Linked DNA regions of Homo sapiens: all the other regions are linked to region 2. The links are chromatin loops, found by intact Hi-C in ENCODE. Cell type or tissue: Caco-2. All regions are shown on one strand. Links, peaks and the distances in the headings refer to the core of each region. The heading gives the core; the rest is flanking DNA.

The links. Hi-C counts contacts between places; a loop is a spot of excess contacts. Peaks named below come from ENCODE experiments on the same cell type or tissue, not always from the same donor. Only the 100,000 strongest peaks of a DNase experiment are listed, where the experiment ranks them.
Region 1: a loop joins it to region 2, with 5 times the contacts of the local background. A loop is called at or near these places in 2 of 110 quality-filtered maps.
Region 3: it touches region 2 in a loop (5-fold over the local background); 5 of 110 quality-filtered maps call a loop at or near these places.

What each region holds. Positions count from the first base shown.
Region 1 is chr2:223,739,363-223,750,131 of GRCh38, forward strand. No RefSeq gene overlaps it. Among named protein-coding and RNA genes, the nearest start is that of AP1S3, 93 kb to the right of the region's middle. In Caco-2, for the core only: no CTCF peak of the experiment used is centred there; a DNase peak (open chromatin) is centred at 5,379.
Region 2 is chr2:223,846,691-223,857,459 of GRCh38, forward strand. LOC124907988 (a long non-coding RNA gene) reads right to left here and starts at 10,337. Exons shown (of 2, transcript XR_007088099.1): 1 at 9,088-10,337; 2 at 578-845. In Caco-2, for the core only: no CTCF peak of the experiment used is centred there; DNase peaks (open chromatin) are centred at 5,811, 8,921 and 9,451.
Region 3 is chr2:223,924,680-223,935,448 of GRCh38, forward strand. The region is part of intron 1 of WDFY1 (WD repeat and FYVE domain containing 1); the gene reads right to left. Among named protein-coding and RNA genes, the nearest start is that of WDFY1, 15 kb to the right of the region's middle. In Caco-2, for the core only: no CTCF peak of the experiment used is centred there; DNase peaks (open chromatin) are centred at 5,107 and 5,992; H3K4me3 peaks cover 1,116 bases.

The DNA of each region.
Region 1 (10,769 bases), core at 1,862-9,861, 110 kb before region 2:
CGGCAGCAAGAGAAAAATGAGGAAGAAGCAAAAGCAGAAACCTCTGATAAACCCATCAGATCTCATGAGACTTATTCACTATCATGAGAACAGCACAGGAAAGACCAGTCCCATGATTCAATTACCTCCCCCTGGACCCTCCCACAACACGTGGGAATTCTAGGAGAAACAATTCAAGTTGAGATTTGGGTGGGGACACAGCAAACCATATCAGGACCTTTTGGGACCCTACTGCATGCCAGGCTCTTTACTAAGCAGGGTTCTAGCTACTGCAGATATGGAGTTTCTGCCCTCAAAAAGTACACATTATAGAGAGGGAGAAGACAAATGCAATAAATGCATGAATACATGAACAAATAGGTAAGCAACAAAACAAACCAATGGAATAATTTCAAATAAAGTAAGTGTTATAAAGAAAATAAAACAGGGTTATGGGCAAGACAGTGACAGTGGGGAGACAGATTGCTACTGAACTGGGGTGATCAAGGAACAGCTCTCTGAGGAGGTGATGTACAAGCTCAAACATACAAAAATGCAGAAAGAAGAAAACACATCCTATGTTAGGGACACAGCTGGATGTGGGGTACTGGGATCAGAAAGGAAGGAGAAAGCATGAAAAGACCTAGTTCTTAATGAGAACACATGGACACAGGGAGGAGAACAACACCCACTGGGGCCGCTGAGCGGGGGTGGGGAGGGAGAGCATCAGGATAAATAGCTAATGCATGTGGGGCTTAATACCTAGGTGATGGGTTGACAGGTGCAGCAAAACACCATGGCACACGTTTACCTATGTAACCAACTTGCATGTCTTGCACAGGTATCCTGGAACTTTAAATTAAGTTAAAATATATATTTTTTTAATTTAATTTAATTTATACCATATATATATATGTGTGTGTGTATATATCTGGTTTTATTTATACCAGATATATATATATCTGGTTCCACAACAAGAAGAGTGGACATTATCCCATGGGCAACAGAGACCACTGTGGGGTTTACAGCAACAGAGGGGATAGATCTGATTTTTATCTTAGCTGTACTGTGCTTCATCCCAAAGAAATCGCTAGGCATTGGGCCTGGGTTTGGAAATTCCTCTCAAGTTCTTCTGCATTGGAAACACTAAAACAACAAGCAGTGGGGCAAACAATGAAAGCTATGTCTGATGTTTTTCAATGCAACATAATATATCCCTGATTATATTCCTGCCCAAGACTCTGAAGCCAGACTTCTACAGAAATAACCACAAAAGTCACACGCAATGAGATCTATGGAACATGCTGAAATGGGAGAGTTCTCTTACCACCCTCAGAGGACGTTTGACAGGGGTGTGGCTCACTCCTTCAGCCACCCTGCTGCTCAAACCCTTAGAGGGAGTGTGCAGATGGGCAGGTACAGAGCCCATGGGGGCACCTTCGGGCTCCAGCGCCACAGCAGCGTCTAGGAGTGGGTGCCTGCAACTTCCAAAGCCCAAGTGGGTGTGTGTCACAGTGTGCTCTTTCAGCTTTGCTGTCTGCAGACAGCCTGTGTTAATCAGCTCAATTAGACACTCTGCCTTATCAAGAGGGCAGACGGCCAGTGTGACAGCTTTCTGTATCCCAAGTTCTTGCCCAGTATACTGGAAAAATTGGATCACACATGGGCTTGAAGGATGAGTGCTAGGTTTTATTCAGTGGTGGATGTGGCTGTCAGTGAGATGGGTGGGGAGTGGGAAGTGGGGATGGAGTGGGAAGGTGGTCTTCCCCTGGAGTCAGGCCACCCAGCAGCTGGACTTTCCTCTGACTGCCCCTGGCCAACTCCCCTTCTCTGTTTCTCTGCCACGTGTTCCAACATTGCTGGTCTGCTGGTGTCTGCTGGTGTGTTCCTCTGCTTCTCTGGATGTTCAACCACTTGTATGTGTGCCCGCTAAGGTTGCAGGTTTATATGGGCACAGGAATGGGGTGTGGCAGGCCAGAGTGGTCTTGGAAAATGAAACATTTGGGCACAAAAAAACAGGAGTGCCTGTTCTCACTTAGGTCCGTGGGCACAGGCCTGAGGGTGGAGCCCTCGCCAGTAACCCTGCCCTTTTCTACCCAGCACTTCCCTGACCCCCCTCCCACCGTATCAATACGTTATAGTACTTGATTTCAGAAAGACATATAAATCAATTAAAGAGCATAAGAATGCCTCGTATCCATACCATGCTCTGCAGAATGTGGAAGAAGGGGTGCTGCAGGCTTCCAGGAAATGGAGAAGCTTCCTCAAGAGGGGAGAAAATAGTATCCTGGGCTAGACGGTATGACCCTGGTGTCACCTCCCTGCTATAAGTGTCCTAAAAGCAAGAGCACAGGTATCAGGAGCTATAAGGGCCTCTTCCTTTAAGCGAAGTTCTTTCCATTTAAGGCAGAATATCAACAAGTTTCAAATGTACAGTTTATTCAACATCTGCATTGAACACACAGGAGTTTCTCTTATACCTCTCCCTCCCTCCTCCCCTTCCTCCTCCTCTCTTTCCTCTTTTAATAACCTTTTGAAAATGTAAAGACCATTCTTACCTTCCTGGCTGGCCATACAAAAATAGTCCACAGGTTGGATTTGGTCCAAGGACCATAATTTGCAGATCCCTGAGTTAGAGTCTCATAATTCCTGGGGAAACAGGCATGATCATTATAATGTTTTTTACACACACAAATTCTTCTTCCGCAATGTATGCTGTTTACCTGTGTCATCCAATATTGGATATTATGTTTACTTTTCATTTTTTCTGAATACCATTTGAATTTTTGTTAAAGACAAAGAAATTTTGCTAGGGATTTTTATTCATTTCTTTAAACATTCCAATATTGCTTAATCTTTTAAGAGTTTGAAAATGGAGTCCATGGCCCCAGAGAAATAAAATACCATATTATGCCTTGTTTGCTGTCTTGTGGAGGGACCGGCTAGCTATATCTTATAAGGTAGCCAGGTCACATCAGACTCTCAGCACACTTGGACTACTCTGTTTCAGGGATCACAGTTGGTCTGTGGCCTTCTGAACCTGGACAAAAATGAGCCTTATTTTGGGGTTATTCTGAATATGTCAAAAGAAGAGATTATCTTAAACCTAAGAATTTGTCTATGATTTAGTTCCTATTTTGTCAGATTTGTCCATTTGGCATCAGGGATGATATTAGCCTTATACTTGCTTTGTTTGGTGAAGCAAGAATTTGTCCTTCCCAGCTGAAAGCAGCGGAAGGGAGTCAAGATAGAGCCTACGGGGAAGTGGGGGAGGAAGACCACCAGGGAAACACACCCCAACTTATTTACAGAAAGAAACCCTCTCCTTTGAATATACTATGTAATAAATGGTATTGAAGTGCAATGTCTTTTTTTTATTATTATTATTTTTTGTGAGACAGTCTCGCTCTGTCTCCCAGGCTGGAGTGCAGTGGTGAGATCTCAGCTCACTGCAACTTCTGCCTCCTGGTTTCAAGCGATTCTCATGCCTCAGCCTCCTGAGCAACTGGGATTACAGACATGCACCAACCCCCCTATACCCCCCATCCTCCCCATGCTCTCCATTCCCCTCTATCCCCCACCCCAGCTAAATTTGTATTTTTAGTAGAGCCACGTTGACCAGGCTGGTCTCAAGCTCCTGGCCTCAAGTGATCAGTCTGCCATGGCCTCTCAAAGTGCTGGGATTACAGGCATGAGCCACTGTGGCTGGCCTTGAAGTGCAATTTCTATAACCAGCTTACAAAATGGTGCCCCAGTTCTGGGCCTTTTTCTTCAATGAAGCTATTTTAGGCAACATAAAACCTCTTCCCTACAATAGGGTTAGGATAGCGCTTTTGCTGCTTATCAGAGAGATCCAGAAGAGAAACCAAGAACAGCAGCTAACATTTGTTGAGCACTTACCAGGTGCCAGACCCTGTCCTGAGCACAGATGAGGAAACCGAGGCAGGGAGAAATTACCTGCCAGAAGCCACACGGCTGGCAGGGGACAGAGTCAGGTCATGAACCCCAACACTTCAGGTCCAAAACCCACCTTATCAATTAACTAAGGGATTCTAGGTGCTAATTTTGAAATGTTGTTAAATGGCCTCTGTAAAGCAATTCCCACGGCCTTGAAAGGCTAAGCAGCCAACAAGGCTGGGCAAGCCTGCCTGCCTCTCACCAGTCCCATGCAAGTCTATGGTCCCTGCTTCCAGCAGGGCAGTCCTAGCAAGGCTGATGGGCAAGCTGCCCTGGGCAGTTAGAACCTTCAAATCGGCAAAATTGCCAGTCATACATACTAACCCTTTGCTTACTGTCCCCTTCCCCTGGGAATATGGAGATACGTTTTGAATGAGAAGAAACAAAGCCTGAAATGTACTAATTTCAAATATTGGCTGAGAGCTTTTACTCAGCCATGTCAACTCTGGCTCTCACCACATAATCCCAGGAAATTGAGAAGGCCTGACCTTCTCACAGACCCCACTGCACTCTGCCCCCAAAACACCTTCCCAGACTTTCCCTCCAACTGTCCCCTTCCTGGTACCCAAACTGTTTTCTTTTTTTTTTTTTTTTGATTAAGATGGAGTTTCACTCTTGTTGTTCAGGCTGGAGTACAATGGTGTGATCTCTGCTCACTGCAACCTCCTCCTCCCCGGTTCAACCGATTCTCCTGCCTCAGCCTCCCGAGTAGCTGGGATTACAGGTATGCACCACCATGCCTGGTTAATTTTTTGTATTTTTAGTAGAGACGGGGATTCACCATGTTGGCCAGGTGATCTCCAACTCCTGACCTCCAACTCCTGGTCTCAGGAGTTGGAGGCTGGTCTCCAACTCCTGACCTCAGGTGATCTGCCCACCTCGGCCTCCCAAAGTGCTGGGATAACAGGCGTGAGACACCGTGCCTGGCCTCCATAATTGTTTTCACATACCAAACTACTGAACAATAGCATCTGAATTGGGTTGTGTCGGGGGTCCCCAATACCACCCTCAGGCTCGATGATTCCCTAGAAGGACTTACAGGATTCTGAAGCCATTATAGTCACAGTTACAGTTTATTGCAGTGAAAGCATATAAATTAGAATGAGGAAAAGGGAAAAGGCACATGGGGGGACGTCCAGGAGAAGCCAGGCATAAGCTTCTAGCTTCCCTTCAGTGGTGTCACAGGAGGATGCATTTAATTCTCCCAGCAACAACATGTGGCAACATATGCAAAGTTTTGCCAACCAGGGAAGCTCACCAAACATCGGTGTCTTTTGGTTTTACCTAGACACCAGTTACCTAGGCATGCAGCACCCATGTGACTGACCTCAGCTACCCAGACTCCAGCCCCCTCACCCAGAGCAAAGACAGTGTTTGGCATAAATCACAAAGCTAGGATCAACCTATCTGGTCACACTGACACAGCATGGCCCAAGGCTGGGGTATGCAGAACACTCTTATCAGGCAAAACATTCCAGGGGCTCAGACGTTATGTCTCAAGAGCCAGCCAGTTCTGGAGGCAAGTTTTTAAATGTGCAGAGCTTGAGCAACCTAGACATGCAGAGTTAACCGTTTCCGGTACAGGTTGTCAGCAAAGAAAAACAAATCTCCTCAAATGGCTCTATCAACAATATCAAGGAAGGCTGGGCATGGTTAATCACATCTGTAATCCCTGCACTTTGGGAGGCCAAGGCGGGCAGATCACTTGAGGTCAGGAGTTCAAGACCAGCCTGGTCAACATGGTGAAACCCTGTCTCTACCAAAAATATAAAAAATTAGCTGAGTGTGGTGGTGCATGCCTGTAATCCCAGCTACTTGGGAAGCTAAGGCAGGAGAATTGCTTGAACCCAGGCGGCGGAGGTTGCAGTGAGCCAAGATGGCACCACTGCACTCCAGCCTGGGCTACAGAGCAAGACTCCATCTCAAAAAAATAAATAAATGAATAAATCAAGGACCAAAAGAAACAGCAGGACCCTGACTCTACAGTTAAATGTATCCAGGGGGATGTGGGGATGTGGTGGGTAGGAAACCCATGGCTATGGTTTGAATGCACTTCCTTCCTTGTGAATTTGAAAGTGTGACAAAAGCATTGATGTAATAAACATTAAGTAATCCATCTGAATAGCAACATAAGCTCACAGCCTCTGCCTTGCAGAAGCTCACTTTTGAGGGAGAAATGGCCTGTTGTCCATGTAGGTTCACATATATAGGAGCCACGGTGTTCTCTGCTCCTGTGGTACCCAATAAAATCCATTAATGCTGGGGAAGGGAGTCATGGGGATAGTTTCACAGGAGCTGGCACTGAGCTGAGCCCTGGATGGTGACCAAAAGTTACCAGGTCAGCAGTGAGTGGGGCATTCCCAAGGCAGGAGACAAAAAGGTAGGATATTCCAGGTGGAGGGCTCAGGACATGCACGACAGCTCAGTGCATTTGGACTGTCATATTAATCCGATTACTTTTCTAAATCTTCTGCATAGGGTCAAGTTTGTAAGGCTAGTTGTTAGAAAGTAGTTTATGGCACAGCATCCCAACCTTTTTATGTCATGGTACTCATAGAAAATAATCCTATTTTTGGTACATTTCCTTTGGAAAAGAAAAAAGGCTCCTCTGGGGACAAAGGATCAATACCTTCAGGTCACCTGCACTGCATTCATGTCACACCACATAGCATAGCAAATGGATTGGGAAGCCCTGGTATAGGGCAGACTGCCCACAGGCAGCAGTCCTGATTTGAATATTCTGCTTTCTCTAAGGACAAGGAGGAGAGAGAAAGAAAGAGTAAGAGAGAGAGAGAGAGATGCCACTATGATTTCCCAATCAATTTTCTGTTCAGTTTTATTTTTCTAAATATTAATATTTGCAATTTTTACTAAATATACAATCAATTTTCTGTTTAGTGTGATTTCCCAAGCAATTTTCTGTGGAGTTTTATTTTTCTAAGTGTTAGTTTTTGCAGTGTGATTTTTATTGGGAGCAAGTGAAGGAGCCACTCCCATAGTATACACTTCCAAAGGAAACACTTGGTTATAACATGGACCCTTTATCACTAAGCCTAATTTTCTACAGCCTATAATTTGCCTTTGTCACTAAAAGGCAATTATTAAGAACAATTGATGGCTGAGTGCAGTGGCTCATGCCTGTAATCCTAGCACTTTGAGAGGCCGAGGCAGGCAGATCACTTGAGGTCAGGAGTTCAAAACCAGCCTGGCCCACAGGGTGAAACCTCGTCTCTACTAAAAATACAAAAATTAGCTGGGTGTCGTTGTCAATGCCTATAGTCTCAGCTACTCAGGAGGCTGAGGCAGGAGAATCACTTGAACCCGGGAGGCAGAGGGTGCAGTGAGCTGAGATCACGCCACTGTACTCCACACTCCAGTCTGAGCAACAGAGCAAGACTCCATCTCAAAAGGAAAAAAAAAAAAAAGAACAATTGAGAGAAGTCAATACTGTATAAAGGGCCTTAACTTGGCTCTCAGCCCTTTTTTGCATTGTTCACTCTAAATTCTTGTTTCACTACATTTCCATATATAAACAAGAGCACAAAGTGTGTGAATCAAACATATAGGGAATCTTTACATTTATCAACATGAAATATCATTCTTTTACTATTATCTGTTCTTCCTCACTTGCTCATCTGTTCTAAATGAGGAAGGAAGGAAGGAAGGGAGGAAGGAAGGAAGGAAGGAAGGGAGGGAGGGAGGAAGGAAGGAAGGAAGGAAGGAAGGAAGGAAAAGGAAAAGGAAGGGAGGGAGGAAAGGAGGGAAACTACTTTTCCTGTCCCTTATGAATAATGTATTACCTAGGTCTAGTATACAATATACTTGGTAGTCAATCATTCTCCTGGTAACTATCACTTTCAGCTACAGTTAAGCTTCTTTAAGGGTATTTTTCCATTTTTGTTTACAGATACACCTTCCTAGGCTTTATCTTCACATCACTTGCATTTACACAGATCTCACATGGTATCTAAAGAGAAAGTCAACACATTTTTGTAGCAAAGGGCAAAAGGAAGACTGAAGAGACAGAGCGAAATCAGCATGCCACTGCTTTCTACTTCATGACTTGGAAATAATAATAATCAAAAAGTTTTCTAATCTTAATAAGTGATCCCCTATCATAATCTTGCACTAAAATCATAATCCACATGACACATTTAAAAATACAAAAAGTGCACATATTTGGGTAGACTTGAATCATAGTTTTGAAAAGCCTGTTCCTCCTTGTACAATCACATCAACAAGCCATCAGGTTCTTTTTCATTATGCCGGCAAGTCTTGGCAATGGGCTCCCCACCCAGATGAATAGCTTCAACATAAAAGCTTGGTGTGTCATGCACGTGAATGGTATTGAATGAAGGCTGGCTTGGAAATGTGGCAGTTTAACTTCTGCTTCCAAACTTCTTATTTTTATTTCCCAAGAAAGAAAACACATCCTCATGGTGCCACTGCTAAGTGCTCAGTTTTAATTTTGATCATTCTATCACAAGAACAGCAGCAACCAAGTAATCACCATGTTCCTCAACTTTCAGCAGTTACTGATATCTTACTGTGTGCCAGGCACTGCTATGGGTGGTAGGGACCCAGTAGTAGACAGAACAGAAAAGGTCCTGGACAGTAGAGTGTCACCTGTCACCTGAAATGTTGGAATCCTATCATGCTTCAGAAGTACAATATTTTAATGTTACTTCTGGATTCAAGACAACATAAGAGACAGTAAAAACTCTCTTGATTAAAAATAAACTATTTGATGATATACTCTAGAAATGATCATACAACTTACTAGATTCAAGAACTTCTTGTGATTCTTCAAAAATCTTCTAGTTTGGCAGTATTAAAAGAAATGTACCTTTTGGCCGGGCACAGTGGCTCATGCCTGTAATCCCAGCACTTTGGGAGGCTGAGGTGGGAGGATCACTTGAGTTCAGGAGTTCGAGACCAGTCTTGGCAACATGGAAAAAAAACTTTCTGTTTTTTTTTTTTTTTTTTTTGAGATGGAGTTTCGCTCTTGTTGCCCAGGCTGGAGTGCAATGGTGCGATCTCTGCTCACTCCAACCTCCATCTCCTGGGTTCAAGCGATTCTCCTGCCTCAGCCTCCCAAGTAGCTAGGATTACAGGTACCTGCCACCATGCCTGGCTAATTTTTTGTATTTTTAGTAAAGACCATGCACCATGTTGGCCAGGCTGCTCTCGAACTCCTGGCTTCAGGTGATCCACCCACCTCGGCCTCCCAAAGTGCTGGGATTACAGGTTTGAACCACTGCACCCAGCCAGAAAAAAACAAACAAACCCCTCTTTACAAAAAATACAAAAATTGGCTGGGCATGGTGGCATGTGCTTGTAGTCCCAGCTCCAGAGGCAAAGGTGGGAGAATCACTTGAGCCTGGGAGGCAGAGGTTGCAGTGAGCCAAGATCACACCACCGCACCCCTGCCTTGATGACAGAGTGAGATCCTGTCTCAAAAAAAATAAAAAAGAAAAATACATCTTTTTAAAGGAGAGGTTTTAGACTCTAATCTAGTAGCTATGAGAAATTGTGTCAATGTATGTAAGATATCAATAGACCATTAGGAGACTCAGAAAAGTTATTTATTTCTCTCTAACACACACATACACACACACACACACAGCCCTCCCACTCATCCTGGACTTTTTATGTCCAGGTAATTTATATTTAAATATCTGCAATATAACATTAAAAGTGATAAATTAAGTACCTTGTGAGGCATAGATTTAATGCAAAGGGATTTCAGAGAAGGGAGAAAGAATGGAATGAGAGAGGATTCAGGAAGACAGTAGTACGTGAGTTGGGTGTTAAAGAATCTGGATATAGGGAAATGGAGCAAACAACATTTAGGTAAAAGGAATGAACAGAACAAGCAACAGCCAACAAGAAGAGAATCATACATCAACCTGAAGGAACTGTGAAGGAGGGTGGGTATGTGATTTAAAAGTACAGAAGCACTCAGATCATGGAGGGTCTCAAAAGGCAAACTAAGGGGCTGCACCTGCAACCACAGAAGCAGGGTAAAAATCTAGCATAGGGGTCAAATGAAAATGCCCAGGGGGCCAGGCATGGTAGCTCATGCCTGTAATCCCAGCACTTTGTGAGGCTGAGAAAGACTGATCACCTGAGGTCAGGAGTTCAAGACCAGCCTGGCCAACATGGTGAAACCCCATCTCTACTAAAAATACAAAAATTAGCCAGGAGTGGTGACACGTACCTGTAATCCCAGCTACTTGGGAGGCTGAGGCACAAGAAACATTTGAACCCGGGAGGCAGAGGTTGCAGTGAGCCAAGATGACACCACTGCACTCCAGCCTGGGTAACAGAGTGAGACTCCTGTCTCAAAAAAAAAGAAAGAAAAGAAAATGCCCAGAGAAGTGGGCAGGTGCAGAGGTGGGGGCTGTGGGAAACAGCAGTGCAACCCTCTAGCTCCAGCTGATTCTTGCCATATAGAAGTGCAGGGTCAATATTGCCAGCTCTTAAAATTTTCCAAGAAAAACAAAAGACTGTATGTGAAATAACATGATTGATTCAATTTTTTTATACAGTGACAGTCAAACAAAATTTGTACGCAGGTGCAGGATAACCCGTGGGACCCAATTTGTGCCTCTACAAAACTGACATGATGTGTGAATGGCAACATCACAATCTTTCTACTTCTACATTTTGGTATCTATTTCTTAGAAGCCTGCTTTCCCAATCATGCTTATTATCCACCCTTTTCCAGATAGTCGCTTGTGTTATCTCTAAAGGGTGCTTTATTTGTGCACTTTCTGTAAATAAACTTGATTTCATATATCCTGATCCTCCTGATGGTAGCGCACAGTTTT
Region 2 (10,769 bases), core at 1,951-9,950:
GACAACTCATGTGATTCTTGAGTTAAGAATAAGTTCCTGCTGGGTGTGGTATGATCTCATTCCACATTCTTTCAATCCATTCTCATTAGGCTTCTGCCCTCACACTCCACCAAGCTACTTTTATAAGATTACCAATGAGATCACCATGAGCTTGTACTGTCTGATCCAATGGGCAACACTCAGCCTTCATCTCATTTCACACATCAGCAGCATTAGACCACACTGCTCCTGTCCCTCTCCAGGAAGAAAAACTGCTTTCTTGGCCTCTACAGCACCCCTCTCTGGGCTCTCCTTCTCCTTCATTGGCCATGTCCCTTTGTTATTGTTGAATCCCCCTCATCTCCCAAACCTCTACATGTTGTCATACCCAAGTTCAGTCTTTGGATAGCTCTCGTCTTCACACTTACCCCGTAGTTTAGCTGGAACATGGAGAAAGTTAGGAAAGTGGGTGTTTTAAAGCTGCTAGTGTAGGTTAAGACCAATACTTTGAAGACAACTTATGCCAAATAATTTAGACAAGGAAGATTTGTCACAGGGTTTTGAGTCGTGTTGATGAAAAGAGTCAAACTCTGTAAAATATTTTAAAAGATTTATTCTGAGCCAAATATAAGTGACCATGGCCTGTGGACACAGTCCTCAGGAGGTCCTGAGAACATGTGCCCAAGGTGGCCGGGGTTGGGGCACAACTTGCTTTTATACATTTAAAGAGCCATGAGACATCAATCAAATATATTTAAGAAATACATTGGTTAGGTCCAGAAAGGCCGGACAACTCAAAGGCGGGCGGGGTAGGAGGGAACTTCCAACATTTTCTGGTTGACAATTGGTTGAGTTTGTCTAAAGACCTGGGATGGATAGAAAGGAAATGCTCAGGTTAAGATAAAAGATTGTGGAGAACAAGGTTCTTTTTGAAGTGGCTGCCCTTAGAGACAACCGATGACACATGTTTCCTATTCAGATCTTTAAAAGGTGCTAGACTTTTAGTTAATATCTTTACTATTGCGGGGGATGGCACGGGGGTACCTGGAAGAAAAAGATCCAGCTATGTTAATGGAGATTCTCCGCAGATGCAAATTTTCCCCCACAAAGGACAGCTTTGCAGGGCCATTTCAAGATATGGCAAAGAAACATGTTTTGGGGTAAAATATTTTTATTTTCTTCCTTGTCTTGTAATGTTATGCCAGAGTCAGGTTGCAAAGTAACTCATGATATATAGAGCTAAATAAAACCCATCTGATGAGAATTTATGGTTTATAGGGCATGACCCTCCAGACCCCTTAGATAGGAATTTGGGCAAGATTAAAAAAATCAGAGCTTAGTTCTCAGTCAGGATGAGGATGATGGGGGCAGAGTACAGGGCAAGGGGTTAATGTGTGGCTGGAACAAGGCTGTGCCTGGGGGGAGATCAACTTGAGAAGGTATTAGGCTGCAGGGCATAGGGACATAATGCTGGAAGAAACTGTTCAAAGAGCTGCGTGCCCAATTGGGTGAGACTTTAAATGTATTTTTTTTTCAGATTTGAGAAGAATCTGGTCATCTGGCCGTGAAATTCAAAGTCTGTGTATAACTTAATTCATAGACATGTGTGCATGTACACACACACATGCCCCCATAGAAATGACTCTTTGAATTCCTCAAACATTCAGTTCCTTTAGGTTGTGGCTTTTATTGCCAATTGAAATTAATCACCAGGGAAGGCCAGTATACAAATTCTCGAGTTGTTTCCATTTCTACATGAGCATGTTTACAACATGCTTTCCATGCAGTTAGGGTTTATGAAAAGAGGGGTATGAGTCCAGAGCCAGAGCCATGGTGGGTGCCAGACAGATCCCTAAGGAAAGGGCAAAAGCCAGCAAGCCAGATGCCACAGGTTTACAGTCACCAGGGATGTCCTCCACAGTGGATGCCTTGAGTAGGCCCCTCCCTCTTCAGGAAAAGGCTTGGACTTCCAGGCCCCAGGTCCATCCATAAATTACTTTTGTCCATTATCTCTAAAGACCACAAATTCATTAAAATGAAACAAAACATAGCTACATACATATCACCAAGGGTTGGTCTGCCTTATTGTTTGTTCATGACATCCTTAGGATTTGTGTAGACACAGCACAATGTGAAACTGTGAGAATGTAAAATTATTAAAGAATGAGGCAAATATACCTAGAGTCACTTTCATCTTCTGCACTAGGGGTTTAATGGCATCTTAATCCAGATGACCTATCATATTAGTCCATTTTCACGTTGCTGATAAAGACATACCCGAGACTGGGCAATTTACAAAAGAAAGAGGTTTAATGGACTTAGAGTTCCATGTGGCCAGGAAGGCCTCACAATCAAGGTGGAAGGCGAAAGCCATGTTTCACATGGCGGCAGACAAGAGAAGAGAGCTTGTGCAGGGAAACGCCCCTTTTAAAGCCATCAGATCTTGTGAGACTCATTCACTATCATGAGAACACCGCAGGAAAGACCCACCCCCATAATTCAATCACCTCCCATTAGGTTTCTCCCACAACATGTGGGAATCGTGGGAATTACAATCAAGATGAGATTTGGGTGGGGACACAGCCAAACCATATCACCTATATCTACTAATTAATACTATTCAAATGTTATCACACTATAAATTTTATATGGTTTGCCTGTGTCGCCACCTAAATCTCATCCTGAATTGTAACTCCCATAATTCCCATGTGTCACAGAAAGGACCCAGTGGGAGATAATTGAAACGTGGGGTTGGTTTCCCCATACTGTTCTCCTTGTAATGAGTTAAGTCCGTGAGATCTGATGTTTTTATACGAGGTTTCCCCTTTCACTTGGCTCTCATTCTCCCTTGCCTGCTGCCATGCAAGACTTGACTTTGCTCCTCCTTTGCCTTCCACCATGATTGTGAGGCCTCACCAGCCACGTGGAATTGTGAGTCAATTAAACCTCTTTCCTTATAAATTATGCAGTCTCAGGTATGTCTTTATTAGCAATGTGAGAACAGACTAATACAGTAAATTGGTACTGATAGAGTGGGGCGCTGCTATAAAGATACCCGAAAATGCGGAAGCGACTTTGGAACTGGGTAACAGGCAGAGGTTGGAAGAGTTTGGAGGGCTCAGAAGAAGACAGGAAAATGTGGCCTTGACAAAAATGCTGATAGTGATACGGACAATGAAGTCCAGGCTGAGGTGCTCTCAGATGGAGATGAGGAACTTGTTGGAAACTGGAGTAAAGGTGACTCTTGCTACGTTTTAGCAAAGAGACTGGTGGCATTTTGCCCCTGCCCTAGGTTCGTGGAACTTTGAACTTGAGGAAGATGATTTAGGGCATCTGACAGAAAAAAATTGCTAAGCAGCAAAGCATTCAAGTGATGACTTAGGTGCTATTAAGAACATTCAGTTTTAAAAGGGAAACAGAGCATAAAAGTTTGGAAAATTTGCAGCCTGATGATGCCATGTGATAGAAAAGAAAATCCAATTTTCCAAGGAGAAATTCAAGCCAGCTGCAGAAATTTGCATAAGTAATGAGGAGCTAAATGTTAATTGGCAAGATAATAGGGAAAATGTCTCCAGGGCATGTCAGAGACATTTGAGGCAGCCCCTCCCATCATAGGCCCTCAGGCCTAGAAGGAAAAAATGGTTTCCTGGCCATGTCCAGGGCCCCCCTGCTATGTGCAGCCTAGGGTCTTGGTGCCCTGTGTCCCAGCCACTTCAGCCATGGCTAAAAGGGGCCAAGATACAGCTCAGGCCATGGCTTCAGAGGGTGCAAGCCCCAAGCCTTGGCAGCTTCCACATGGTGTTGAGCCTGTGGGTGCACAGAAGTCAAGAACTGAGGTTTGGGAACCTCTGCCTAGATTTCAGAGGATGTATGGAAATGTCTGGATGTCCAGGCAAAAGCTTGCTGCAGGGGTGGGGCCCTCATGGAGAACCTCTGCTAGAGCAGTGAGGAAGGAAAATGTGGGGTAGAAGCCCCGACAAAAAGTCCCCACTGGGGCACTGTCTAGTGGAGCTGTTAGAAGAGGGCCACCAGCCTCCAGACCCCAGAATGAAAGATCCACTCACAGCGTGCACTGTGTGCCTGGAAAAGCCACAGACACTCTATGCCAGCCTGTGAAAGCAGCTGGGAGGGAGGCTGTATCCTACAAAGCCACAGGGGTGGAGCTGCCCAAGACCATGGGAACCCACCTCTTGCATCAGCGTGACCTGGATGTGAGACATGGAGTCAAAGGAGATCATTTTGGAGCTTTAAGATTTGACTGCCCTGCTGCATTTTGGATTTGCATGGGGCCTTTAGCCTCTTCATTTTGACCAATTTCTCCTGTTTGGAATGGGTGTATTTATCCAATTCCTGTACCCCCATTATATCTAGGAAGTAACTAACTTGCTTTTGATTTTACAGGCTCATAGGTGGAAGGAACTTCCCTTATCTCAGATGAGACTTTGGACTATGGACTTTTGAGTTAATGCTGAAATGAGTTAAGACTTTGGGGGACTATTAGGAAGGCATGATTGGTTTTGAAATGTGAAGGCATGAGCTTTGGCAGCGGCTGAGGTGGAATGATATGGTTTGGCTGTGTCCCCACCCAAATCTCACCTTGAATTGTGGCTCCCATAATTCCTATGTGTTGTGGGAGGGACCCAGTGGGAGATAATTGAATCATGGGGGAGGTTCCCCCATAGTGTTCACATGGTAGTGAATAAATCTCTCAAGATCTGTTGTTTTTATAAGGGGCTCCCCCTTTCACTTGGCTCTCATTCTGTCTTGCCTGCTGCCATGCAAGACATGACTTTGCTCCTCCTTTGCCTTCCACCACAAATGTGAGGCCTCCCCAGCCATGTGGAACTGTGAGTCAATTAAACTTCTTTCCTTTATAAAATACCCAGTCTTGGGTATGTGTTTATTAGCAGCATGAGAACAGAGTAATATAAAATGCTAGATTGTCTTTACAAAAAAAAAAGAGTGTATATTCAAAGGAAAAGAGGACTTTTTTAGGGGGGCAGGGGGGTGGAATGGAGTCTGGCTTTGTTGCCCAGGCTGGAGTACAGTGGTGCAGTCTCAGCTCACTGCAGCCTCTGCCTCTCATGTTCAAGTGATTCTCATGCCTCAGCCTCCTAAGTAGCAGGGACCACACCACATGATTCACCACATCCTGCTAGTTTTTTGTATTTTTAGTAGAGATGGGGTTTTACCATGTTGCTCAGGCTGGTCTCAAACTCCTGACCTCAGGTGATCCGCCCACCTCGGCCTCCCAAAACTGAGATTACAGGTGTGAGCCCCCATGCCCAGCAAAAGAGTACATTTTTGTCTATGTGATTATGCAAAGCCTGCCCTAATTGCTATTAAATTATTTTATTTTCTTTTTTGAGACAGTGTCTTACTCTGTCATCTGGGCTGGGGTGCAGTGATGCAATCTTGGTTCACTGCGGCCTCGACCTCCTGGGCTCAGGTAATCCTCTGACCTCAGCCTCCTGAGTAGCTGGTAACAGGCACCCAACACCACACCTGGCTCCTCTTTTTTTTTTTTTTTTTTTTTTTGTAGAGATGCGTTTCACCATGTTGTCCAGGCTGGTCTCAATTCCTGGGCTAGAGTAATTTGCCCATCTTGGACTCCCAAAGTGCTGGGATTACAGGCATGAGCCACTGCACCCAGCCTGAATTCTTAGCAATAATCTTTGAAATCTGCAAATAGACATGACTTACTTGGCATCATCAAACAAGATTTATCAGGTCTTTCTTTCAGAACAGAGCCCAGTTATAATGGCAATCTGATTAAAGGCTAACTCAACTAAAGATAAGTGCCCCTGGGAGGAGCAGCAACTGAGTTTCTCATTGGCTCAGAGAGGAGCAGCTCCTGAGTTTCTTATCTGGTAAGTCCTACTGAATATGAAGTACTTGAGCAAAGCATGCTGATGGTTATCACGGCTACATCAAAAAGGAAAAGGTATGGTATGCAAATGCACCTTAGATATGGGCTGGCAGTTATAGTCACAGTCAAAAACGCAGTATATGTCGGAGTAATGGTTGCTAAGACTTAAAGCCATTAGAGTAACCAGAATGTGTTCCCATGTAAAGACCAGCTTTTGAGTTGATCCTACAGTCAGTGTTGGTTGACTTGCCTTCCCCACTCAGGGTCTTGGTTTAAAAGAATGGGTGTCATTCCTGACTGCTGCATCCCACTCTTATCTGAGTTCTGCTACCATTTACTCACCATCCACATGCATCCTACTTTAGAAATCTGAATGCTCAAATAATTGCTACACTATAAAAAGTGCTCAGGCCAAGCCCAGTGGCTCACGCCTGTAATCCCAGCACTTTGGGAGGCCAAGGCAGGTGGATCACTTGAGGTCAGGAGTTTGAGACCAGCCTGCCCAGCCCAACATGGTGAAACCCTGTCTCTACCAAAAAATACAAAAATTAGCCAGGAGTGTTGGCATGCGCCTCTAGTTCCAGCTACTCAGGAGGCTGGGGCATGAGAATTGCTTGAACTCAGGAGGTGGAAGTTGCAGTGAGCTGAGATCGTGCCACTGCACTCTAGCCTGGGTGACAGAGTGAGACTCCATCTCAAAAAAAAAAAAAAGAAAAAGAAAAGAAAGAAAAGAAAAAGAAAAAAGGTGCTTACGGCTATCTGACATATCCAGTGGCCTAGAACTCCAGGAGAAGGTATAGGCAATTGCTCAATACAACAAAGTGATGTTTGGGGCCATGTTTAGAGCTGTGTAGAACAGAGCTTCATATATGAAAGGTCTTTGTTTGGTCTGAAGCTTAATGGTATCACACATTGCCAACCCCCTATCCAACATACTGAACTCCATAGTTGGTGTTAAATGTCAACATCAGCCAGAGAATCGTTAGTTAGCCCTGGTGCTCCTGATGAGTAATCTTTGGTTTTGTAGCTTTTAGGTGAACTCCCTGTGTAATCCTATGACCATGTGTAGGTTCAGCATAAGTGAAGTCACTAGGTAAATATATATATTGGGCAAGGGACCGAACAAACCTCAAGGACAGTGATTCAAAATCCATAGAATAGTTGGGGGCTTGGAGGGTTGGGAAGGATGGAGAACAATCAGTTACCTAGCCCTCAAGTGAGTTGGAAAGGGAAACGTTTGAGAGCTAAGCCCTACCCAGGGTATTGTGGATTCATAGTCCTGTGCTGAGTCCTGGATTGTCTTACAGAAGGAGAGAAGCATCTGCAGCCAGAAGCCTTGAGCACTGGTCCAGCTTCTTCTCCTACCAGTCAAGTGACTTTGGGCAAGATACTTCACTTCATTGTGCCTCAGTTTCCTAATCTGTAAAATGAAGATAATAATTCCTATGTCTCCTAAAGATGCTGGTAGGATTAGTCAGTACTCAGTAAGTATAGCTATTATTACTACTAGTATCAGAGGTGTTTTTTTGTTGTTTTTTGTTTGTTTGTTTTTTAAGACAGAGTCTCACTCTGTTGCCCAGGCTGGAGTGCAGTGGCATAATCTGGGCTCACTGCAACCTCTGCCTCCTGAGTTCAACTGGTTCTCCTGCCTAAGCCTCTTGAATAGCTGGGATTACAGGCACATGGCACCATGCTCTGCTAATTTTTTTATTTTTAGTAGAGACGGGGTTTCGCCATGTTGGCCAGTCTGGTCTCGAACTCCTGACCTCAGGTGATCCGCCTGCCTTGGCCTCCCAAAATGCTGGGATTACAGGCGTGAGCCACCATGCCCATCCATCAGAGATGTTTGAACCCAAGTGACTCCATCTTGAATAGGGGCTGGGAAAATAAGGCTGAGACCTCCTGGGCTGCATTCCCAGAAGGTTAGACATTCTTAGTCTCAGGATAAGATAGGAGGTTGGCATGTGATACAGGTCACAAAGACCCTGCTGATTAAACAGGATGCAGTAAGGAAGCTGGCCAACACCAACCCAAACCAAGATGGTGATGAAAGTGACCTCTTGTCATCCTTACTGCTCATTACATCCCAATTACATTAACATGCTAAAAAACTCCCACCAGTGCTATGACAGTTTACAAGTACCATGGCATTTGTAAAGTTACCCTATATAGAAGTTATCCTATATATAGTCTAAAAAACTATAGGCTATATACTCTAAAAAACCCTATATAGAAGTTACCCTATATAGTCTGTTCCCTCAGTTCTGGGAAATCTCTGCCCTTTCCCCAGAAAACTCATGAATAATCCACCCCTTGTTTAGCACATAATCAAGAAATAACTATAAGTATACTCAGTTAAGCAGCCCATACTGCTGCTCTGTCTATGAAGCAGTCATTCTTTTGTTTCTCTACTTCTCGAATTAACTTGCTTTCACTTTTACTCTATGGACTTGCCCTGAATTCTTTCCCACGCAAGGTTCAAGAATCTGCTCTTGGGGTCTGGATAGGGACCCCTTTCTGGTAACACTAGTGGTAAATGTTAACTATTGTTAATTAAAATTATAAAATTCAGCATGAAAAAGCTGCCTTGCATACACACTGCTCAAAATACCTTTTGCCAAAGCAGGTGAAGATGGTGCAGTCTTATGAGCATGTTTAAAAGCAATGGTGGGCCGGGCATGGTGGCTCATGCCTGTAATCCCAACACTTTGAGAGGCTGAGGTGGGTGGATCACTTGAGGCCAGGAGTTTGAGACCAGCCTGGCCAACATGGTGAAACCCTGTCTCTACTAAAAATACAAAGAAATTAGCCGGGTGTGGTGGTGGGCACCTGTAATCCCAGCACTCAGGAGGCTGAGGCTCGAGTATCATTTGAATCTAGGAGGTAGAGGTTGCAATGAGCTGAGATTGCACCATTGCAGTCCAACCAGGGCGAGAGAGAAAGACTCTGTCTCAAATAAATAAATAAATAAAAGCAATGATGAGAGCTGAGTGAGATGCCTTGGAATATCACCAGCAGTGTGAGCCCCACTCGAATTTCACATGAAACTCAACAAACAAGCAGAACAGTCATCGCACACAGAAGCAGGCTCTGTGCGGTCACATGCATAGGATTCTGCAGGGTAAGGAATATAAAAGCATACTGGTATTTGGTGGATCTGTAAAGTGGAGATTGTTACGTGAAGCAATGTCAGTAGGCTGCCTCCCACATTCAGAAATTTATGTGAGAAAATACTTTACCTTCTTCTATTTAAAACAATCAGGGCTACTGCAGTGGCTCATGCCTGTAATTCCAACACTTTGGGAGGCCAAGTCAGGAGAGTTGCTTGAGTCCGGGAGTTCAAGACCAGCCTGGCCAAGACCTGGCAAGACCCCATCTCTGTTTAAAAAATAATAGTAAAAAAAAAAATTAGGCAATCAAGTACTTTACTTTCTAATTTCTGTCCTTATGATATTATGCCACCTTAAGAATGTAGTTACATGTTGGCTTTTTCTGATGTGGGTCTAAAAACAGTGTTAAATTGGTAATAGGTCCTGGCTGGTCATCTTACCTTTAAGTCAAACATTCTGCCCCTTTGACCTAGAGTTGTTAGGCGTGGGTGAAGCAATCAATTGCCAGGAATTCTTTCAGCACGGAGGTTTTCTCTGCAAACTCATCCTCCTTTTATCTTTTTTCTTAAAACACATTCTTGTCCTTGACACTTGTTTCCTCTTTCCTAACATATTTTAGAAAGCACTGAGATAGTTCCAGGTCCTCTGTGTAGGTTATTATCCCTCTTTTATCAGAAAGGAAAACAGACTCAGAATGAGTAAGTAACTTGTTAAGATCATCTCACTAGCAAAGCACTGGCATTCAAATTTGGGTTATCTTGGCTCTCAAGCCCATGGTCTTTCCACTGCCCTTATTCTTGCAGCCTCCAGTTTGTATCTGGACTTAGAGTTTTCCTTTATGCCTGTCCTTCATTCTCCACTCATTTAGCTACATTTATTCTACCCAAACCTTGGATGTTTGTGGGCAAAATTCTGAAGAGTGCCCCCTGTCCTGCACACCACGTTCTCTTCATCCAGCCTGAGGTATGGAGTTGCCACCCTGGATGTGGGCCAAGGTTCCACGGATTCAAAGACAGAACTCAAACAACCATGGGCCAAGTCCTGCTGAGGCCTCAGGGAAGCCATGGAAACTTCATCCAGAGAAGTGGCCCCAGGCTTGGTGTGCAGAGAGTCACTGAAGCAACGCGCTAAAACCACAGCAAGCTTGGACTAATTACAGCACCTCTCCGTGCTTCAGTTTCCTCATCAGTAAGTGGAAATAATATTAGTACCCAACTCATAGTTTTCTTGTGAGAATTAACCACAATAATTACCTGAAAAGTGTTTAGCATGATGCCTGGTACCTAGTAAATGCTTGATAAAAGTTCACTGTTCTAGCCAGGCACAGTGGCTCATGCCTGTAATCCCAGCACTTTGGACAGCTGAAGTGGGTGGATTGCTTGAGCTCAAGAGTTCAAGACCAGCCTGCACAACATGACAAAACCCCATCTCTACTAAAAATAAAAGTTAAAAAAAATTAGCTCGGCATGGTGGCGCATGCCTGCAGTCCCAGCTACTCGGGAGGCTGAGGTGAGAGGATCACTTGAGCCCGGGAGGTTGAGGCTGCAGTGAGCCAAGATAAAGCCACTGTGCTCCAGCCTGGGCAACAGAGTGAGACCTTGTCTGTTTTTTGTTTTGTTTTGTTTTGTTTTTGAGACGGAGTCTCACTCTGTTGCCAGGCTGGAGTGCAGTGGCGTGGTCTCGGCTCACTGCAATCTCCACCTCCTGGGTTCAAGCGATTCCCCTGCCTCAGCCTCCTGAGTAGCTGGGACTACAGGCGTGCACCACCATGCCCGGCTAATTTTTTGTATTTTAGTTGAGATGGGATTTCA
Region 3 (10,769 bases), core at 1,022-9,021, 77 kb after region 2:
TTATCATTGTTCAGCACTGTAGATGATTCATTTATTTTCCAAGTAAATAAAATTCCAAAATTGATTCTTTTTTATGCTAAATGTTTCAGATTAAAATGTTTTTAAAATGTACTGCTGTGCAGGGAAAGCAAAGGAACAACTCAAAACAATAACAAAATGCCACTTCTAGGGCTCTCATACTTCTTTGTCAGAATTGTAAATTAGAACTATTTGGCAAGAATTTTGCTCCAATATAGAGAGAAACAAATACACCTGCCCAATAATAATGACAACAACACTAATGATAAACTTTGATTAAGGAATTCCAGGCTTGGAAATTGGTTCTATAGAAATCATTTAATAGAATAAAAAAGGAACTACAAATTTAAAAAACTTCATATAAGCTTTATCCAAGGAGTAAAAATGGGGAAAATATGTTAAAGAATGAAATGGGTTAATGATAGAGTAATTCAATAGCTTATATAATCATTACAAATAGTTATGAAGTCCTGGAGCCCCAATAAAATGTTTATGAAATGGTCAGCTTTTTTGTTCCTAAAAAAAAAAAAAAAAAGCATAACACAGAGATTATTATAACCCTCAGAGATATTGCAGGTTTATCACAATAAAGCAAATGTCGCAACAAAGTGAGTCACACAAATTTTTGGTTTCCCATATGCAAGCTGTAGTTACACTATAGTCTGTTAAGTGTGCAGTAGCATTACATCTAAAAATCAATGTACATACCTTAGTTTTAAAATACTTTATTGCTAAAAAAAAGTTAACGATCATCTGAACCTTCAGCGAGGGGTAATCATTTTGCTGGTGGAGGGTCCTGCCTCAATGTTGATGCTGCTGATCCATCAGGATGGTTGTTGATGAAGGTTGGCGTGGCTGTGGCAACTTCTTAAAATAAGACAACCAAGAAGTTTGTTGCATCGATTGACTCTTCCTTTCCCAAAAGACTTCTCTGTAGCATGCAATGCAATTTAATAGCATTTTACCCATAATAGAACTTCTTTCAAAAGTGGAGTCAATCTTCTTAATGCCTGCTGCTCCTCCATCACCTAAGTTTATGGAATATTCTAAATCTTTTGCTGCCATTTCAACAATGTTCACCGCATCTTCATTAGATGTTGATTCCATCTCAAGAAACCACTTTCTTTGCTCATCCATATGAAACTCTTTAAACATTCAGCTTTTATCATGAGATTACAACAATTCAGTCACATCTATATGTTCCACTTCTAATTCTAATTCTCTTGCTATTTCCACATCTGCAGTTACTGAAGGCTTGAACCCCTCAAAGTTATCCATGAGGGCTGGAATCAACTTCTTCCAAATTCCTATTAATACTGACAGTTTAACCTTCTCTCAAGAATCATGAATGTTCTCAATGACATCTAGAATGGTGAATCCTTTCCAGAAGGTTTTCAACTTACTTTGCCCAGATCTATCAGAGGCACTATCTACGGCAGTTATAGCCTTATAAAAAAATTTTCTTTTGAGACAGGGTCTCCCTCGGTTACTCAGGCTGGAGTGCAGTAGCACAATCAAGGCTCACTGCAACCTATGCTTCCCAGGCTCCAGGGATCCTCCCACCTCAGGTTCCCCAGTAACTGGGACTACAGGCACACACCACGACACCTGGCTAACTTTTTTAAGGCTTTTATAAAGTCTCATTCTACTGCCCAGGCTGGTCACTCAAGTGATCCTGCCACCTCAGCCTCCCAAAGTGCTGAGACTACAAGCATGAGCCAGTATGCCCAGCAAAAGTGTATTTTTTAAATCACAAAACTTGAAAGTTGAAATTACTCCTTGATCCATGAGCTACAGAATGAGTGTTGTATTAGCAGGCATGAAAAACAACATTAATCTCATGGTATGTCTCCATCCTCAGAGTTCTTGGGTGACTAGGTGCATTTTCAATAAGCAAATATACATACATTTACATATATATGTGTGTGTATTTCATATATATACAAATATGTGCGTGTGTGTGTGTGTGTGTGTGTATGTGTATTTTTGAAACAGAGTCTCACTCCATCACCCAGGCTGGAGTGCAGTGGCACAATCTCAGCTCACTGAAACCTCTGCCTCCTAGGCTCAAGCGATTCTCATGCTTCAGCCTCCTGAGCAGCTGGACTTACAGATGTGCAAAACTGTGCCTGGCTAATTTTTGTATTTTTAGTAGAGCCGGGATTTTGCCATGTTGGCCAGGCTGGTGTCGAACTCCTGACCTCAAGTGATCTGTCTGCTTCGGCCTCCCAAAGTGCTGGTATTACAGGTGTCAGCCACCGTTTCCGGCCAACAAGCAATAATATTTTGAAAGGAATCTTTTTTTCTGAGCAGTAGGTCTCAACAATGGGCCTAAAATATTCAGTAAACCATGCTGTCAACACACATGTTGTCATCCAGGCTTTGTTGTTCCATTTATAGAGCACATGGCAAAGTAGACTTAACATAATTCTTAATGGTCTTAGGATTTTTGGAATGGTTAATGAGCAATGACTTCAACTTAAAGTTACCAGCTGCATTAGCCACAGAAGAAAGTCAACCTATCTTTTGGAGCTTTGAAGCCAGGCACTGACTTCTCTACTAGCTATGAAAGTCCTAGATGGCATCTTCTTCCAAAAGAATTGTTTGGTCTGCATTGAAAATCTATTGTTTAATGTAATTGCTTTTGCCAATTATCTTCACTAGATCTTCTGGATAACTTGCTGCAGCTTCTACATTAGCACTTGATGCTTCACTTTGCACTTTTATGTTATGTAGACTGCTTCTTTCCTTAAACCTAATGTGCCAATTCTGCTAGCTTCAAACTTTTCTTCTGTAGCTTCCTCACCCCTCTCAGGCTTCATAAAATCGAAGAGGATTAAGGCCTTGCTCTGGATGAGGCTTTGGCTTAAGAGAATGTTGTGGCTGGTCTGATCTTCTATTCAGATCACTAAACCTTTCTCCGTATCATCAATAAGGCTGTTTTGCTTTCTTATTCATGTTTTCACTAGATTAGCACTTTTAATTTCCTTCAAGAACTTTTCATTTGCATCCATAACTTGGCTGTTTGGTGCAAAAGGCCTAGCTTTCGGCCTGTCTCAGCTTTTGATGTGCCTTCCTCACTAAGCTTAATCATTTCTAACGTTTGATTTAAAGTTAGAGATATGTGACTCTTCCTTTCACTTGAACACTCAGAGGCTATTGTAGGGTTATTCACTGGCCTAATTTCAATATTGTTGTGTCTCAGGGAATAAGGAGGCCTGGGGGGAAAGGGGGAAAGGAGGGAGGCAGGGAAAGAGGGAGGGAGAGAGAGAGAGACAGACAGACATAGGGTAACAGCCCGTTGATGGAGTATTCAGATCACACACACTATCATTTAAGTTTGCCATCTTATGTGGGCACAGTTTGTGGCTCCCCAAAACAATTACAATAGTAATATCAAAGATCACTGAACACAGACCACCACAACAGATATAATAATAAAGTTTGGAATATTGCAAGAATTACCAAAATGTGACACAGAGACACAAAGTGAGCACAATGTATTGGAAAAATGGCACAGATAGACTTGCCTGGTGCATGGTTGCCATAAACCTTCAATGTGTACAAAATGCAGTATCTGAGAAGCACAATAAAACAAGGTATGCTTGTATCAAATCATATAACTAAATTATGCAACCACACTACATCAGGCTGGGCAGGGCAGGTAGGGAGGCTGATAAAGGACAGGAGAAGGGGAGGAGAAGAGAACCCACCTCCAAGGCAGACAATGTCCTGGGCTCCTTGTGAGAACCCCAGAGAAAAGATACGGAGGCTGAGTTCTGGCAGAACAGCAGGATACCTGCTGACCGACCTCCCCAGTGAGCCACAATTAAACATTTTGCGCAATGAGCCTTGAGGCACTTAGGGACTTATTTTATGTGGTTTTCAAGAGTGGCTACCTAAAATTCTACATGTTAAAATGTTCCACTCCCTAAGAGTCTATCCTTTAAATTGCTGTCCCCACCAAAAGCAAAAACAGAAGTCATTGGAATCCGAAGCAATTTCAAATATAGTGGCACAACTTTCCTTTTTTCCATAAGGCAGATGCCAGAGGCTTCAGTTGTCCATCGCTGAGTACACTCACCCTGGCCTATGCTGGCCTTCAAATGAACTTGTGCCTTGGGTCAGGCTTGGGATTCTGGAGCACCATCTGCCCCCAGTGAGTCTATTAGTGGATTCAACGTGTCTGCAGATGTTATTGCAGGGGGGGTGAGAGAGCCCCAGGACCAAAAAGGAGACATGGACCTGGACACCAGACTAGAGGTGCCTGGGTAGCCAGGGGCCTTGATAGCATCGTTCCCAAAGGAGCAGTGAGCAGAAGGCAGAGCCAGCAGAGCTGGCCAAGACATCAGATGCAGAAGGACAGTGAAGGAGAAGATGCTCCCAAAAGGCACCTAGCTCTTGGGCCTGAAAGTTATAAGGCAATAAACTGTGCCTCTCCATCAGCATGTGTCCCTGTCTAACTTCTTTTTTTTTTTCTTTCTGTTTTTTGTTTTTTTTTTTTTTTGAGACAGAGTTTTGCTCTTTATGCCCAGGCTGGAGTGTGATGGTGAGATCTCTTCTCACTGCAACCTCCGCCTCCCGGGTTCAAGCGATTCTCCTGCCTCAGCCCCGCTAGTAGCTGGGATTACAGGCACCCACCACCATGCCCAGCTAATTTTTGTATTTTTAGTAGAGATGGGGTTTCACCATGTTGGTCAGGCTGGTCTTGAACTCCTGACCTCAGGTGATCTGCCCACCTCGATCTCCCAAAGTGCTGGGATTACAGGCATGAGCCACCGTGCCCAGCCTCCTGCTTAACTTCCTGCAAGCTCACAACACTGAACTGTTGTGGCACACACAAGAATGTTCCTGCATTCTAGACACACATCAAGATTCGTGAAAAGCAACTCTGTGATTTCCCACCTCCCTGCACCTCCCTGAACTTCCCTCTACCACCTTCTCTAAAAAAAATTTAAAAAAATAAAGATTCATGAAAAGCTTGTGGTCTGTTGAGAACGAGGTGCCACATCCTGATGGCAGGGATGACAGGCGCTTCTGCCTTCATTTTACACTTAAGGAAGCAGAAGCAAGGAGAGATACGATCTGAAAATCACACAAACCAACAGCAGCACTGCATCAGACTGACTTCATTTAGTTGTTTGACCAACTTTCTCTCTTATCAAGATGGTGAAAGTTCATCTTTAAAACATTATCAAAGTAAACAATTCAAAGCAAAGCAGCCTTATGTGGTAAGTAAGTAAAACTTTTTTAAAGGCTTTTTAGAAATCCACACTTTATCCTCCAAAGCAGTAATTCCTAAACAATAAGGAAACAAGAAGCAGTAAATTACTTTTTCCCCCCAAATAAATCAGAGTATGGAAAAGTTCAGGTCTAACTTCAAAGCTCACTTGGTTCAAAGAAATACTGACCTCTGTGCTAAATACGAGTGGTGATTCCAACAAAGTCTCTCACTACCTCCAGCTCTAGATTTAGCCCAATCTAGCTACAGCGTGCGATATTGTATGTAAGTGCCTGTGGTGAAACAATTTAAAAAACAATGTGCTCAATTCTTTACTCCTCCCTGCATCCACGCTCCTTACAATCAGCCATTTTGCAGCTCTTTCCATCAAGAGATGGAATATATTTCTCTGAGCCTTGTTTTTGTTTTGAGACGGAGTCCGGTTCTGTCACCCAGGCTGGAGTGCAATGGCTTGATCTCGGCTCACTGCAACCTCCGCCTACCGGGTTCAGGCGATTCTCTTGCCTCAGCCTCCTGAGTAGCTGGGATTACAGGCATGCGCCACCACGCCAGGCTAAGTTTGTGTATTTTTAGTAGAGACGGGGTTTCACCATGTTGACCATACTGGTCTCGAATTCCTGACCTCACGTGATCCGCCCTCCTTGGCCTCCCAGGCATGAACTGCCGTGCCTTGCCTATTTCTCTGAGCCTTGAATATGGGTTGGCTAGTGACGCTATGTTTAAAAAAATGTGGCTGAATGGGGTGCTAGTACTGGGTCCTGAGGCCTGGTTTGCTCTCACTCTGTGTCTTGGAAGACTGCCACGTCACATGAACCACAGGGGCCAGCCTACCAGAGGACAAATGACGACATGGGAGAGAGCTCAACTGTCCTAGCTGAAGCCATCCTCGGCCCGCCTGTAGCAAGCTCACTCCCAGGCATGAGAAAGAGTCCAGCTAAGCTCAGCAGAGCTGGCCCACGGCTGGCCACAAGCATGAGTGAGCCTGGCTGAGGCCAGAAGCACTGCCTAGGTGACCTGTAGGCTCATGAACAATGACAAATCCCTGCTGTTTTAAGCCACTGAGTTTTGAGGTAGTTTGTTATGTAGCACGAGCTAACTGACACCATGCTTTCTGTTCCAAATAAATAATATACCTTTAAGAACCATAGGAATCTGAGGTTAAAATTAAAAATAAAAAGCATTTGGCATTTATTGAATGCCAAGGATTTTAAAGTAGATAGTACGAATAACTCCATTTCAACTCTTAATTGAAATACAGGATTCCCATTTTGCAAAAGTGCTAATTTGAATCCTTAAAAATGGAAGCAGTCACTGAAGTACAAAATAAAGTTATTACTCTTAAATATCATATAGTAATGTTTGTTATCCTGTCTACCAAGGATAAAACTTCTGTATGCTTTACCTTCCTATAGTAGATATATGAAAAGTGGAGTTATAACCACAGTTATGATTAAGAATAAAGTGTTTATTCCAGGGAGATTAATCTTTGATCTGCTGAAAGATATGCCTGATGATCATAATAAGTAGAAGGATTCCTTTTTATTTCTACTGTTAAACTCTATCAAAGAGCCAATTAAAAATAAGGTTAAAATACACTTAAGGGAATCACTAAGTCTTGAAAGCCTCATCTATTTAAGCCACAATACAGTAGGAGCAAAGATAGATTCAAGGTACAATTTTTTCCTCTGAAAAGCACTGGCTCACAAACCAGGAGGCATCTTGCAGGAGTCATTAATATTTTTCTTTCTTTTTTTTTTTTTTTTTTGAGACAGAGTCTTGCTCTGTTGCACAGGTTGGAGGCAGTGGCGTGATCTCAGCTCACTGCAGCCTCTGCCTCCCGGGTTCAAGCAATTCTCTTGCCTCAGCTTCCCAAGTAGCTGGGACTACAGGCATGCACTACCACACCCAGCTAATTTTTGTATTTTTAGTACAGACAGGGTTTCGCCATGTTGGCCAGGCTGGTCTTGAACTCCTGGCCTCAAGTGGTCCACCTACCTCGGCCTCCCAAAGTGCTGGGATTACAGGCGTGAGCCACTGCACCTGGCCTAATTGGTCTAATTTTTTTTTTTTCCCCATACCAGAAAGGGCACTGGAAATATTTTTAAACCTGTAATTCCATAAGGGTATACATTTGGGTTCAATACATATTTTCTAGTATGTATTACCAGTATGAGTACCTTTTTTTTTTTTTTTTTTTTTTTGAGACGAAGTCTCGCTCTGTCACCCAGGCTGGAGTGCAGTGGTGCAATCTCGGCTCACTGCAAGCTCCACCTCCTGGGTTCACGCCATTCTCCTGCCTCAGCCTCCCGAGCAGCTGGGACTACAGGTGCCTGCCACCACGCCTGGCTAATTTTTTGTATTTTTAGTAGAGACAGGGTTTCACCGTGTTAGCCAGGATGGTCTCGATCTCCTGACATTGTGATTCGCCCACCTCGGCCTCCCAAAGTGCTGGGATTACAGGCATGAGCCATGGCGCCGGGTCGATTACCTTGAAATTGATGTCCAGACTTTAATAAGCAGACTCAACTAGCACATAATTATTTCTACAAAATCACACCAAGTTCTACCTGGCCTGAAACAGCAATATCTCTGAAACTGAATATCTTTTTTAAACTTTCTCAAAAACACACCCTAATCACTCCAAAAACAGCTAAATTAAAGCAATTTAACCATCCTTAAATTCTAAACTGATAAAAAGAGATCATTCAATTAATCATTTTAAAAGGGCATACTATATGTTACAAATTAAGTCCAAGGTCCTGATTTCTTTTAAACTCTGGGCAAACAGTAATTCTGAGAAAATCTGATTTTCTGGTCATTCTTAGGGATGCTGATACTATTTCAAATCTTGGTAAATCTGTGAACATTTCTGTCACCTATAGCAAAGGATATTTTTTCCTAGTCTGACAGTACCTCCAGGGGATACAGGAAAAAAAAAAAGTGTACTTCTGGCATGCTAGATGGTTTCTATAACATTAAGACGTTTGCCTGAAAGGGGGAACGAACAACATAGCTATCATTGCCATCTGTTTTTATCGAATAAATAGCAATTTCCTTCCAACGAGTCTCTGGAATTCTGCCCTGTTCATTCTTGCTGCAAAAAGAAGTCTTTCTCCTTTGGTAACAGGGAGAGAAAATGTTAGATTGTTATTGAATTTATTCTCTAAATTAAAAGGCAGAGAAACCAGCCTCATTTTGTAGAGGAGAATTAGATTGGCTGAGAAAAACAGAAATTTCCATCCCCTCCCACAGGACAGCTTCAAGGGTCTGTGACCAAGAATTAGACTGCTGATGTCACCACAGGCAGATTTTATCCAGGGAAGAAGCCACTGGGTGGCCCCAGCATTTGCACCCCCTTTAAACAAATATCACCCTTCCAGAAGCCAGATTGGCTGAAAACCTGCAGATTTTTTTTTTTTTTTTTTACTCCAAACCATTCTTGCTGTAATCTTTTCACTGTTAGCATAAAAATAATTTTTTGTGATCCTTGTGCCATCAAGAAGCCTAGAAACCACTCTAATCACTGAAGAGCAGGAATAATCTAGACAGGCTGGAGTCCATGGAGGATCTAGGCAACACTTTCTTACATTACAAAGTCTGGCCAGGCACAGTGGCTCAGACCTGTAATCCCAGTACTCTGGGAGGCTGAGGTGGGAGGATCACTTGAGCCTAGGGGCTTGAGACCAGCCTGGCAACATACCAATACCCTGTCTCTACAAAAAATAAAAATAAATTAGCTGGGCATGGTGGCACACGTCTGTTATCCCAGCTACTTGGCAGACTGAGGCTGGAGGATCACTTGAGCCCACGAGTTCAAGACCAGCCTGGGCAACATAGTGAGACCCCCCCCCATCTCTACAAAAAAAAATCAAAAATTAGCAAGGAGTGGTGGTACATGTCTGTGGTCTCAAACTCAGGAGGCTGAGGTGGAAGGATCGTTTGAGCCCAGGAGGTGGAGGCTACAGTGAGCTCTGATTGTGCCACTGCACACCAGCCTGGGAGACAGAGTGAGACCCTGCCTCAAAAAAAAAAAAAAAAAAAAGTCTCGAACCCTATCCATGGCCTAGAAGTCTTAAAACACAAATTAAAGGAATCACAAAGAAGCACAGTTTCTAATAAGGAATAGCAGCCTTTTTCTTTTCTTTTTTTTTTTTTTTTTTTTTTTGAGAAAGAGAATCTCACTCTGTCACCCAGGCTGGAGTAAAGTGGCACAATCTCAGCTCACTGCAACCTCCGCTTCCCAAGTTCAAGCAATTCTCCTGCCTTAGCCTACCGAGTAGCTGGGACTACAGGCGCACAACACCTCACCCAGCTAATTTTTGTATTTTTAGTAGAGATGGGGTGTCTCACCACATTGGCCAGGCTGGTGTCAAACTCCTGACCTTAAGTGATTCACCCACCTCGGCCCCGCAAAGTGCTGGGATTACAGGCGTGAGCCACCACACCCAGACAGTGGCCTATTTTTAGATTACGTTCCATGCTTCTTTTTCCCTAACAGATTTGTTGACTGATTCAATCAAACTAACACTTGAGACATTACTATAAGCTTTACACTGTTTTTCATGTTAGAAAAATTTTATTTTATTTTTTTAATTTTTGAGACAGAGTCTCACTCTTGTCACCCAAGCTGGAGTGCAATGGTACTATCTCAGCCCAGTGCAACCTCCACCTCCCGGGTTCAAGTGATTCTCCTGCCTCGACCTCCCCAGTAGCTGGGATTACAGGCATCTGCCACCATGCCTGGCTAATCTTTGTATTTTTAGTAGAGATGGGGTTTCACCATGTTGGCCAGGCTGGTCTCCAACTCCTGACCTCAGGTGATCCACCTGCCTCGGCCTCCCAAAGTGCTGGGGTTACAGGCATGAGCCATTGCGCCCAGCCAGAAAAAGTTTAATTAGTAAAGACAAATATGTAAATGAGTAACAGTAACAATATAATGTGGTAAGAGCTATGAGGACAGAAAAAGGGTAGATTAATGTTAGGGAGTGGGAATGGTGGTATAGTGGGTTGGGGGATTTGGCAAACATCGCACAAGAAGTCCTAATGGATGAGAAGGAGTTAATCAAGCAAATGAAACTGAGAAGAGGGTTTCGGCGAGGGAACAGCACAGCAGGACGAAGCCTCTATGGGACACTGCAGGTATCCCAGGAATTCCATACTAGGCTGTATTTTCTATAAACCATAACCTAGAAACCAAAAATGCCCCCATCAATACTGGTTGCACTATAAGCACCCTCATCTCCCCATTAACCTTTGCAACTGGACTCTACTGACGCTAAGTGTCTAAATCAAGTATAAAGACGAGGAGAAAGAGAAAAAAAATCCACACAGGCGACTTTTTACTTAAAATTTCTTTGACGGTGATCTGCTGTAGATTCACCTTGACCTTGAAGGGAAGTGTTTTGAGCAAAGTAGTATGTGGTTGACAAAGAAAAATGAATAAAGAGATTATTTCACCATGAAGTATGACAAAAATACATCATGAAATCAGTATATATGTGCTAATAAT